Regions from separate parts of the Homo sapiens genome. Here region 2 is linked to region 1. The links are chromatin contacts, found by Hi-C in ENCODE. All regions are on one chromosome and are shown on one strand. The core of a region is the stretch at or near the end of the contact, and the rest is flanking DNA. Distances in the headings are between cores, read along the strand shown.

The links. A loop is a pair of places that touch in the nucleus more often than their neighbours do. Pooled maps may share reads with other maps.
Region 2: a loop to region 1 is called in a map of PC-9, with 12 times the contacts of the local background. The contact joins two enhancer-like sites. A Hi-C loop is called at or near these places in 2 of 168 maps with a recorded cell type or tissue (MCF 10A and PC-9) and 4 of 50 pooled maps.

What each region holds. Positions count from the first base shown.
Region 1 is chr1:63,918,626-63,925,327 of GRCh38, reverse strand. All of the region lies in intron 1 of ROR1 (receptor tyrosine kinase like orphan receptor 1), which reads right to left. Among named protein-coding and RNA genes, the nearest start is that of ROR1, 150 kb to the right of the region's middle. Within about 2 kb of position 4,832, at least 4 of the 41 ENCODE cell types and tissues checked have a DNase peak (open chromatin) inside an H3K27ac peak, as active enhancers do; they include PC-9, where a contact is called at or near this core.
Region 2 is chr1:64,167,734-64,173,995 of GRCh38, reverse strand. All of the region lies in intron 8 of ROR1 (receptor tyrosine kinase like orphan receptor 1), which reads right to left. Among named protein-coding and RNA genes, the nearest start is that of UBE2U, 33 kb to the left of the region's middle. Within about 2 kb of position 1,840, at least 8 of the 41 ENCODE cell types and tissues checked have a DNase peak (open chromatin) inside an H3K27ac peak, as active enhancers do; they include PC-9, where a contact is called at or near this core.

The sequences.
Region 1 (6,702 bases), core at 3,583-6,082:
AGGGACATGGATGAAATTGGAAATCATCATTCTCAGTAAACTATCGCAAGAACAAAAAACCAGACACCGCATATTCTCACTCATAGGTGAGAATTGAACAATGAGATCACATGGACACAGGAAGGGGAATATCACACTCTGGGGACTGTTGTGGGGTGGGGGGAAGGGGGAGGGATAGCATTGGGAGATATACCTAATGCTAGATGATGAGTTAGTGGGTGCAGCGCACCAGCATGGCACATGTATACATATGTAACTAACCTGCACAATGTGCACATGTACCCTAAAACTTAAAGTATAATAATAAAAAAATAAAAAATAAAAAATAAAGAAAGAAAAAGGTGTCATCTGGGTGGAGGAAGTTTTTTCTTAAAAAAAAAAAAAAAAAAAAAAAAGCATCCCCTTTGCTGGTCCAATCCGCAAAACCTTCCACCGTTCTCAAGGGCTGATGAGAAAATGTGGACAGGGTCAGGCATTCTCCAGATTTAGATTAGATGTCACTCCTTTAGAGATGACTCCCTGATCCTCCAGAAGAGGGCCTCCTACAAAATGCTCCCAGGCCCTCCTGTGCTGCTCTCTTGTTAAATACTTGTTTCAATGGAAAATTCTTGCACTCAGTGCCAGTCTTCACTGTCAAACTTTAAGCTCGGTAAAGGCAGAGCCAGGTCTTTCATGGTTAGTTGCTATGAGCCCAGAGTTCAGCACATAGAGCAGCACACAGTGAGCTCTTTTCAAATAACTGAACGAGTGAATGAAAGTATCGGGAGGCAGTAGGCTGTATGAGATGGTCTCTCACCATACCGCAATGCTCTGAAGACGAGTGATTCTTCCACCCACCCCTTCCCATCAGGCCTGTCCATGGCCACTGGATCCCAAACCTCGGCTTGAATATAGACATTGAAAGACTTCCCTCTTATTTTTAAAAATTCATTTCTACTTATTTTTAATATATAATAAAAAATGTATTCATTCAATCAATCAATATTTGCTGAGTGCCTCTTATACAGCAGACACTGGTTAGAACTAGTGCTGTAACCCTGGCCAGAGTTACCTTCTAGTGGGTGGAGATAAACTGTCAACAAATACATGAGAAAACTTCAAGTAGTGCTGAGTACATGAAGAAAATTAAAACACTGTAATGTGTTAGAAAGTCACTGGGGGAGAGAATGTGGTGAGTTTCTACGGAGAGGTCAGGTGGTTCTCTAAATGAAAACCTAAACCCATGCTATCTGCATCTGGAATAACCTGCACAAAGTGAACTGTTAACCAGATACCAGAGGTTGCTAGCTTTATAGTCTTATGAAATGGAAGAACCCCGTGTTTAGAGCTACAAAATTTCCAGCTATGCAAAGATCTTGGAGAATAGCATTCCAGGCAAAGGGGACAAACAGCACATGCAAAGGTCCTCAGGCCCCCTGGTTTTGGTGCATCCAAGGAAGAAAAAGAAGGCCGTCATGACCGAGGCACAGTGAGCTGGGTATCGAGGGGCATCCAGTGGAGGTGGGTAAGTGGGCAGGGACCACAGCAGGTGGCAGTTTGCAGGGTAAGGGGTACAGATTGATTCAAAGTGCAATTGGAAACCGCTGAAGAGTTTTACAAAAGCGAATGAATGATCTGGTTTATATTTTAATAAAATCACTCTAGATGCTCTGTCAAGTGGGAGTACAAGCAGAAGACCAGGTAAGAAGCTAGTATAGTAATCTAGGCTAGAGGTGAAGCTGATTTAGACTAAGGTGGTAGCTAGACACAATATAGATAGGCTTAAGGCATAATTTAGAAGTGTCAGAATTTGTGATGACTTCTGAGAGGAGAGGGAAAGAGAAAAATTAAGGATGATGTAATCCAGAAGAAAGTAAGCTACAACAATCCTCTTTGCCTGGGTACCTACTGTGATCTGGCACCACTGGCTCAATTAACCCTCACAACTCAGAGAACGGAGTACTATCCTTATTCCCACTTGCAGGTGAAAAACTGAGACTCAAAGACATTGAGTAACCAGCCCAAACCAACAGGACCTTGCGTCTCCAGTGTCAATCACCTTTTCAAGATTCCACATGGCCTGGGATCCTGTTCCAGAGTTACAAGGAAGTTTGCAGAAAGTTTTGGGGGGGAACCCAGCACTCTGTGGGTATATTAAATGCTTTCTGAGCCAAGAGGGGCTGAAGTGCCACGCTGGGAAGCCCAAGGGCAGGTGTCACACGCAATCTGTTTTACATCAGTCGCCCAGGGTTATTTCAGCCCCGTGATCTCACATGCCCCGTGACATGATGGGATGTGACAGGGCCAACCCAGGAGGCCCTACCAACAGCACAGGAAGCTGGCAGTTGTTTTCATTATTACTATCATTAGAATCAAGTAGCTCTTTTCCACTGAGAGCCACTGCTAATTTCTTAGCCGGATGGTCACTAACACTGGTTAATCCATGTAATACAGGGGAATATGGAAACAACCCTCAGAGTTGGAGCTGGAAAAACCAAGACTAAAGTCCACTTAGTCCTAAACACTTGGAATAGTTAGGCTGTGTATAAGTCTCTTAACCCTCTAAGTCTCTAGTTTCCTCTTCTCTAAAATATGGGTAACAAAACCATCAACATCACAGCACTACATGAGGATTACCTGGATAAGCTGTGTTAAAGCTCATCATCATCATCATCAATACTAAAAAGAAAAAGCCTGCTGTCTTCAGTTGCCGCTCTCCTCTATTCCTAGGAAAAGTGAGCTGTAGAACTCTTTATGAAATTCTGCAAATTAAGAATTCAAAGAATTCTGGAACAATTCTCCAATTCTGTTGCAAAGAGACGGATGTTTGGCACAAAATCCTGGGCTTCGACATAAACTCATGCTATCTACCTCTGGAATAACCTGCACAAAGTGAACTGTTAACCAGATACCAGAGGTTGCTAACTTTATAGTCTTATGAAAAGGAGAGAATCACGTGTTTTGACCTACTAAATTGAAAAGACTTACCTTTTACAAAGAGAAACAAAACCAAACCCCAGGCAAGTGAGCCTGTCTGAGCTTTAGGTGCCTCATCTATGAAATTGGAACAATTTCATAATTCAGACTACCTTCCTCCTAGGAGTGTTGTGAAGATTAAGTAAAATAACTCACATAAAATACTCAGTAAATGTTATGTCCCTCACTTCCACTCCCCAGCCCAGAGACTTTCTTTATTCTTAATGGGTTCAGTGCAAGAAGGACAAGCTGTGATAGTCTAGGGGTTTCTATTGGTAAAGAAAAGGCTGAAGTGGGCTGCTCTGAAACAGCATGAAGCCAGAAGCTCTATGCATCTCCTGAATACAGAATAGGCTGAGAAGCATAACAAGCCCTCAGAGAGACATAAACCAAAGTGGGAGCTCCTGAGATACCCCCTCTTTCCTGCCTACTGCTGAAGACAGACTCTATATTTTTTAATTATAAAAATGCACATTTGCAGTGTTTCTTTGGTTTTCCCAAGAGCTTTTGTGCATCCTGTCTCACTTCTGCAGTCCTGGGTGGGCAGAGCAGATGTTTACCAGTCTGCTTTGTAGATGAGGATATCGGGACACTGAAAGGCTCAGTGATTAAACTAGGTCACATAGCAAGTCTGTAAATGAGCCCTGATGAGAACACAGGTTTCCTGACTTCTAGCCTCCCACCCCACCCGCCCCACCCCACTCTCTCTGCCGCACCTTATCAGTCATGTTCCTAGGATAGCGTACATTCTTCCTTTAACTTTAAGGTGTGTTAGCATTGTAAACCGTGCCATTGGGCCTTAAGGTTCCAAGCTCTTAGATTCCTTTGGTGCACATGGTAGCGACAACAACCATAATGATCATGTTAAACTGGGGCCTGGGGCCAAATCCAGGCCTACTGCCTCTTCTGGTGTGAAAGTGACAATATGTTCCTGTCTTATCCTGCTTGTATTTCCTCTGCCATTTACTTGGTTCTCTAAGATCTTGCTACTTCAAGAGGTCACCTGGATGTGCAGCGTCGCCACCCCCATGAGCTTGTTAGAAATGCAAACTCGCAGGCTCCACCACAGCACTTTCAAATCGGAATCTGCATTTTACCATGATTCCCAGGCGATCCAAACGCACGCTGAATTTAATAAGCACTGCCCTGAAGAACTCAAAATGTGTTCAATAAACCGTCAACACAGAACATGGAAGGTGATAAAACACCCATACTGGCAGTTCAGAGGTGATTACCGAGTTACTTCGATTGTCCTTTAATCATGGTGTCTGGCACACAGTAAGCACTACATAAACATTTTTAGAACTAATTGCTGATTCATTATTTAATAATTTAGTCCGTTTGTAGGGTCTGTTCATCACCCTTCTCTCCTACTGCTCCCTCTTCTGGAGAGTTAAATGAATTTGGACATGTAAAGCACTGAGAACAGTGTCTCCCACAGAGTAAATGCCCAACAAGTGTCCAACATTCTTACTAACAGGCCATGAAGGTAGCTGCCTTCCTAACTGACCACTTTGGCTGTAAGAAGGAATGTGTAACACGGGCCACCTTGGGGCTTTGTGGGAATGCCACTTGGTTAAAGGAATGCAAACTTATCTTAAGAAATAGACACTCTGAAGCATACTTTGTAATGCATAAAAAAATTATTCCAGTGGATTCCAGGGAAATGATTAAGTGTCCAGGAGAGGTGGGCTGACAGATTATCAGTGTTGGTATGTAAACTATGTTTGGCAGAGTAGCGAAAAGCAAAGCACTTCCTCATATCTGTATCTGCCTCTCGTCTTGCTTTTGATTTGAAGATAAGAGACTCTGGAGTAATGAATCATGGTGGTGGAGAATGGCGTGATGGACAGGCCTCCTGAATCCGGTCAGACAGACACTTCTGTTTCAAAGGTAGCCTTAAGCATTAATGAGCCTTCACTTGCTAACCACTCCACCCTCTTGCCTTGTTCTTTGCCACTACACTGACTTTGCTCTTACCATTAAACCATACCTATGAGACGCCTTCCTGCTATTCTTTCCTTACCCATCCTTTGAAAAACCAGCTCAAATAAATCCCTCCTCCCATCACCAGTGCTTCAGCCTGAGGTCTTTCCTTCCTCACTTATTTGGCAGCTGGGTGCTGTTTTGTTGTTTAATTTTTTTTCCATTTAATTTTCCAAGTTACACCAAATATTCCACCAAAGCAGGGATTGCATCTGATATTTCTTTGAACTTTCCCATCCTGCCCAACAATGTTTCTCACACTGAACAGGGTCTTGGCATTTATGGGTTTACTGAGCTATTTTTACAAACAGATAAAAGAAAGACAGGAGATTACAGATGGATTTCCCATCACTTTTAATAAAAATAACTGCATTTCTATAACATGAGAAACAAAAGCAGCTTTCAGCATTTTCAGCTGCATTTAAGCTACATTTATTTTGCCTCTGCTAAGCGGATATTTGGTAGTTTTCCCGGATAGTTGAACCACCTTATTTTCTGCTGATTCCTATTACTATCAGATCATAAGAAGGCATATTCTGAGACGAAGCTTTAAGTTATAGATCACTGTGCATCGCTAATAATTAGTCAATACTCAATAAGTGCTGACAGCTGTGCTAAATGCTTTAGGTGCATTAATCATGACAGCATGATGACGGCGGCACTATTATGATCCCCAATTGAACAAAGAAACAGGCTCTGGAAGAGTAATTTACTCAAGGTCAGAAAGACAGGAAGTAGCAAGGCCAATGGAAACCAATATCTCGTCTTCCAAAAGAACCCAGATGCTTACCCATTATGCTCTGCTGTCTCTGTGTAAGTTTCCTCTATCTTGCTGAAACAATAAAAAGATTATCTAATAAATTAATATAGTTATCTAGTGCAAAAAAAAAAAAAAAAAGCCAATTCAATGAACACTGCTCATAGGAAAACTCTACCTTTAGGGGAATTCAGCCCAGGCTATAAAACACATTCTCTGGGCTGATTTTTGGCATAAAATGTCAAGGACAAAATAAATTTTTTGCTGATTAAAAGAAAAACCTCTCGGTAGCGGCCATTAAATTTTACAGCTGAAGAAAGAGGGCATTCATCGGCATTGGCTCTTTTTGGTCCTTAATCATAATGCCTAAGCTCCTATTAGTTTTAGAAAAACAAAAAGGAATTTTTTTCTCAATGTGTCAATATAATGCACTCCTTCCCAAAACAATGTTAAATAAAAATGAGGCATTTTTTTAAAATGCTTGAAGAGAACCAGTCCTACCCTTTGACCCTGTGCATTGAACCATCATTTCAAAGATGTTTCAAAGCATTTTAGTCCTGTTATTTACCCTCTAGATATTCCTGTCTTTTGGAAGATTTGTCAGTTTTTTAGAAAATCTCAAGATATGCATTAACATTCATTAATACTGAACTTTCAAGGCTAACTGGTTTTATTTGCTTAGCAAACTTATCTTTTTAAAAAGATGAATGGTTAAAGGTATTTCCTCATGCTGGTCATTGTCTCGCGGAGACAGCACTGCCCACCGATTTTGGGACCCAGATGAGGTCTCAGGACACTCTTCAGAGCCTAGGGCTAGCTATGGAACTGTTCCACGCACTCAGCCTCATGCCTCACTACTTGTGTGGGCAGCATTTGGCCCTCTCTCTATTTACACAAACTCCCTAACGGTCTCTGGCACCACTGACGTCTCAGAGGGAGGCACAGTATATAGAGTGTTTCACAAGAAAATTTTTAAACAAAAGGAATTAAAGAAAAGCCCTGTT
Region 2 (6,262 bases), core at 591-3,090, 250 kb before region 1:
TAGTTAAAAAAAAAAAATCCTTTAAAAATGACAGGGAATTTGTTTTGGAGCTTGAGGGTGGGTGAGAAGTTGAGTGGCCTGTAGCTGGCTCCTCTGAGATGTGAATGAAGGTGAAGGCAACAAGAACTCGTGTGGAAGAGTGGATGGTAGCAGATGGGTAAAGGAAGCAAGCCAGCCAAACTTCTGGAGGTGGGAAAAGAGGAAGAGGTGGACAGGACCTTGGCATCAGCCCTACACATGGCCTTGGGGCTTCGTGGCTAAGAAGGCCAGCTGCATTCCCCTCCACTGAGGTAAGCAAATTTGTTCTCATATACTTGCCTTTGGAAACAGAACGCCTAATTTTGCTATTTTACAGATGGAGAAAGGGGCTAAAGAAAGTATCAAGAATTTTCAGGAGAGCCGAAAGAGCCACACTTGCAACTCCAAGGCTCTCTGTTTTTCGGCCCCAGCATTCTGTTTGAAACCAGAGAAGCCTGCTGGCCAGCAATCCCAGATTGAAGCCGAATGTCTCTGGAGGCTCAGCCTGAGAGGCCTGCCACCTCACAGAGCTAGGTTAGCCTTCAGTATGTGGTCACTCTATGGAATTATAATTGTTCTTCCTCCCTGTTCAGACACATGAAAGAAAGTAGATTTTACCCCAAAGTGTATCTTGTCCTATCTCACCAATATCCAGTGGGCCATATAGCATATAATCCCAAGTCTTCTCCAAGGAGTCATTTACTAGAGCTACTGAAAACTAAATTTGGGGGGTTTGCTTTGCAAAGAGGCATGGAAAGCATCTAAAATGGCAGAGTCCACAAAATCTTCCCTTCGAACACCTGTGCAGCTGCCAGCAAAGAAGTGCCCAGAAAAAAAATGCTCCTAGCTTGGTTTCAGGGGAACAATTTCCACAGTGATTTGCATTTTTAAGGTGCTCAAGTTACTTGGTACAAATGAATCCTAACTATAGACTCATTTTCAAATTTTACATAAATCCTGAACTAGTTAAAAAATCATAAAAACCCTTAAAGAAGCAGTCAGTAGACTGTACGGTGATGGCAGGAAATTAGCTGTATTGTTGAGGAACAGATGGTTTACATTATACAAACCCTTTAGGCTAAACTTGTTTAGGTCTGGCATATTGTAAATTATATTTTAGTAATGAAAGTGAAATGACCTCTGCTTGACCTCAAGTGGAGTTTGTCTGTTTGAACCAATGTGGTGGAAAACTATGAAAGAAAATGAAGTCATAAAGTTTTGGCAGTTCAATTTTGGCTCATTTCAAGTTAAGGGGTTATAAATCTGTTTAGTTTTTGTTTGACAAGTATTTGTCATACAGGGATGTACAAAATGTAAAGAAGTGTAAAATACACATGAGGCATGGTGCCAAAGTAAACCAAGTACAAAGGAAAACTGGAATGAATAGGGTCCCGGGCTCCTATCTCTTTATCACTCCCTCCATTAGTTGAAGGACAAGATGGCCTCGGTTTATTATATGCTGTAAGGCAATTAAGTACCTTAAAACTGAAACAGGCTTTCAGTTTCAATGTTAACATTTTTACTTCTCAAAGTAAACACACATCTGCCTTTAAAAAATTATATAAAATTATTATATGAAATAAAAGTTGATGCAGAAGTTAATACATTGTTCCAAGATGCTTCTTTCTTTAGAAATTTTTGAAAAGCAACAGTATTAGAGTTTAAATGAACTCTTTACGGAAGGAAAATTAAGGAAAAACATTTTAGATGCGAGTCATTTAGATGTGAGTCAGATGGGAAAATTGTAGTACTTTCTAAACTGCTGATAAGAGAGACCAGGCTGATACTGGTGGCTTTTTTCACCTTAGTCATGACTGCTAAGTGGGGATGTGGGGGAACTTTTAGATCTCTTAACTTTAGATATGAAAGCAATGAACTATGAGTAGCGTTTTTAAAAACTGTAATTACCTTGGTGGCTGTAGATGGATAAAGAGGGCAGACTCAGTGGCTTTATCTCTTTCCATCTTTGGGAAGTTATACCTTAGGTGACAATACATTTGAAATGACTCCTGGTGAAGCAGCCTACTACTAACCTATTTCCTGCTTACTTTAAGGAAGTGATTACCATAGGATATGCGGTGAGGATTTTGCAATAGCTGCCAACATTTGTATGCAACATGAAGCCTGCTCTGTCACTTTTTGCCTTGAACATAATGTCATATAATTGCTCTACTTTTGAGTCTAACTTGAAGTAGACACACAGATGAAAAACAGAGCTACATTAGGGTGCAGGGAATCGAGCCCAGGGTGGTTCTCTGGGACAGAAACGGGGCTTTAACAACAGTAGGTGCTGAAACAGGATCCATATTCATAAGTCAGCTCCAAACCTCCCCCTGTGGTCCCTTTCACTCAAGGCCAGTTAATTCCCCATGTTCTAATGTCCCAAGACTGACTGCTGCCCTTTTTCAAATCTATGCTATTCTTTTGAAGCTGATTCTGGCTGGACACAAGTGTCTACAGAAGAATAGCAGGTTTCACATGGCATTTGTGCTTGCCTCATGATATGGTTTGGCTGTGTCCCCACTCACATCTCATCTTGAATTCCCACATGTTGTGGGAGGGACCTGGTGGGAGGTAATTGAGTCAGGGGGCAGATCTTTCCCATGCTGTTCTTGTGATAGTGACTAAGTCTCATGAGATCTGATGGTTCTATAAGGGGGAGTTTCCCTGCATAAGCTCTCTCTGTGCCTGCTGCCATCCACGTAAGATGTGACTTGCTCCTCCTTGCCTTCCGTCATGATTGTGAGGCGCTCCCAGCCATGTGGAACTGTAAGTCCATTAAGCCTCTTTTTCTTCCCAGTCTCAGGTGTGTCTTTATCAGCAGTGTGAAAATGGACTAATATTGTAAATTGGTACCAGTAGAGTGGGGTGCTGCTGAAAAGATACCCGAAAATGTGGAAGTGACTTTGGAACTGGGTAACAGGCAGAGGTTGGAACAGTTTGGAGGGCTTAGAAGAAGACAGGAAAATGTGGGAAAGTTTGGAACTCCCTGGAGACTTGTTGAATGGCTTTGACCAAAATGCTGATAATGATAAGGACAATGAAATCCAGACTTAGGTGGTCTCAGATGGAGATGAGGAACTTGTTGGGAACTGAAGCAGAGGTGACTCTTGTTATGTTTTAGCAAAGAGACTGGCGGCATTTTTCCCCTGCCCTAGAGATTTGTGGAACTTTGAACTTGAGAGAGATGATTTAGGGTATTTGGCGGAAGAAATTTCTAAGCAGCAAAGCATTCAAGAGGTGATTTGGGTGCTGTTAAAGGCATTCAGTTTTAAAAGGAAAACAGAACAAAAGCTTGGAATATTTGCAGCCTGACAATGCAATAGAAAATAAAATCCCATTTTTTGAGGAGAAATTCAAGCTGGCTGCAGAAATTTGCATAAGTAATGAGAAGCCAAATGTTAATCACCAAGATAATGGGGAAAATGTCTCCAAGGCATGTCAGAGGTCTTCACGGCAGCCCCTCCCATCACCCAGAGGTTTAGGAGGAGAAAATGGTTTTGTGGGCTGGGACCAGGGTCCCTCTGCTGTGTGCAGTCTAGGTACTTAGTGCCCTGTGTCCCAGCCACTCCAGCTATGACTAAAAGGGGTCAAGGTACAGCTCGTGCTGTGGCTTCAGAGGTTGGAGGTCCCAAGGCTTGGCAGCTTCCATGTGGTGTTGAGCCTGCAGGTGCACAGAAGTCAAGAATTGAGGTTTGGGAATCTCCACCTAGATTTCAGAGGATGTATGGAAATGCCTGGATGCCCAGGCAGAAGTTTGCTGCAGGGGTGAGGCCCTCATGGAGAACCTCTGCTAGGGCAGTGTAGAAGGGAAATGTGGGGTTGGAGCCTCCATAACAAGTCCCTAATGGGGCACTGCCTAGTGGACCTGTGAGAAGAGAGCCACTGTCCTCCAGACCCCAGAATGGTAGACCCACCAACAGCTTGCACTGTGAGTCTGGAAAAGTCCCAGACACTCAATGCCAGCCCATGAAAGCAGCCAGGAGGGGTACTCTACCCTGCAAAGGTGCAGAGGTGTCTGATGCACTGCTTGCATCAGAGTCACCTGGATGTGAGACATGGAGTCAAAGGAGATCATTTTGGAGCCTTAAGATTTGACTGCCCTGCTGGATTTTGGACTTGCATGGGGCCTGTAGCCCCTTTGTTTTTTGGCCAATTTCTCCCATTTGGAATGGCTGTATTTACCCAATGCCTGTACCCCCACTGTATCTGGGAAGTAACTAACTTGCTTTTGATTTTACAGGCTCATAGGCAGAAGGGACTTGCGTTGTCTTGGATGAGACTTTGGACTGTGGACTTCTGAGTTAATGCCGAAATGAGTTGAGACTTTGGGGGACTTTTGGGAGGGGATGATTGGTTTTAAAATGTAAGGAAATGAGATTTGAAAGGGACCAGGGGTCAAATGATATGGTTTGGCAGTGTCCCCACCCAAATCTCATCTTGAATTCCCATATGGTGTGGGAGGGACCCAGTGGGAGGTTATTGAATCATGGGGGCAGGTCTTTCCCATGCTGTTCTCGTGATAGTGAATAAGTCTCATGAGAGCTGATGGTTCTATAAGGGGGAGTTTCCCCGCACAAGCTCTCTCTTTGTCTGCTGCCATCCACATAAGATGTGACTTGGTCCTCCTTGCCTTCTGCCATGATTGTGAGGCCTCCCCAGCCATGTGGAACTGTAAGTCCATTAAACCTCTTTTTCTTTCCATTCTCAGGTATGTCTTTATCAGCAGTGTTCAAACAGACTAATACACCCCATCAGAGGAATGATGAGCAGACCCTGGCCCTACTAAAATTAGAGGAGTATTTTTGGTAATAGGAGGGCTATCCCAGGTCCTTTTTCTCTTTGGAAGCACAGTTTTCTCTGAGATTGGTATTCCCTATGGGCTGACTTGCTTCCTGAATCTCAAGTACTGACCAGCATAGTCTACATCAGAGCAGGCATCAGTGCCACTTGTTAAAGCACAGATTGCTGGGATTGCTGGGCTCCACCTCAAGAGTTCCTATGTGGGTCTGAGATTGTCCATTTCTGACAGTTCTCAGTTGAGGAGACTCCTGCTGGCCTAGAGGCCTCACTTTGAGAGCCCCTGGAATAAATGGATGTAGTTTTCTGGATCAGTCAATTCCTTAGTGATCTGGGTCCCTTCTCTCTGCATGATGAATGACCACAATGTGTCTGATGAACCTAGTTGGGCAATTTAAACTTATCCAACTGAGAGAAAACAATACTCTTGCTTGAAAAGATGCTTTGGAAATATCAGGTAGAGAAAAATATAAGAACCATTAACCAGCATTTATTAGGTTTATATACTACATGACTACTTGTAGTCATAGCTTGGGCCATATCACCAGTTTCCTTTAGTTTCAATTAGAGCCAATCATTTAGGATATATTTTAATAGCTAGTTGCATCAGTCAGTCAACTGATACTGTATATACAATATACTGAAGAATATACATACAGACTACTATATGAGGGGCCATGAAAGAACCATGAAGAGAGAAGACATGGCTCCTATCCTAGATATCTGTAATCTGAATTTAACAATACCTACCATTTATTAAATATCTGCCATGTGCCAGACACTGAGATCCTAATAATGGCTATGATTTTTTGAATGCTTATATGTTAGGCTGTAAGTACTTTACACATATTAGCTCCTTTCATCCTCACACTAACCCCATGAGATTGGTAACTATGACTCACACCTATTTTACAAATGGAAAAACCAAAGAACAGGTCAGTTAAGTGGTCTCACAGCTGGTAGGTGGTCAATTCAGACACCAGAGCCTGCCTTGCTAATGACCACACTATACTCCTTGTCTGCTCTCGGACATAAAGTGCTTAATGCATCAACCCATTTAATCCTTATCACAATTCTGTGAGATTCATATTACGACTGCCCCCATTTTATGGATAAGGACATAAGGCATTCAGTGGTTAAGTAGCCTGCCTAAAGAAGCACAACTATTAAGTGGTGATGCCAAGATTCAAATCCAAGAATGTCTGACACCAAAGTTGCAGAGCTTTCTGGGAAGAGGAGGCAGACTTTCCATCTGATCCTCAAAGGACTCTACATTTTAAAAGCATGAGGACCATTGATGCAAAAGTGAAATGCTCAAGGTATAAGAGCTCTCTGGTTTTTGAGTTAGACCTCACTCCGTTGATGCTCTGTTGTCTCTGCTAGCTAGTTGACTGGGATAGATGAACAAAACCTGTCCATGGCAACCTTCACCTGAATTGAGCAT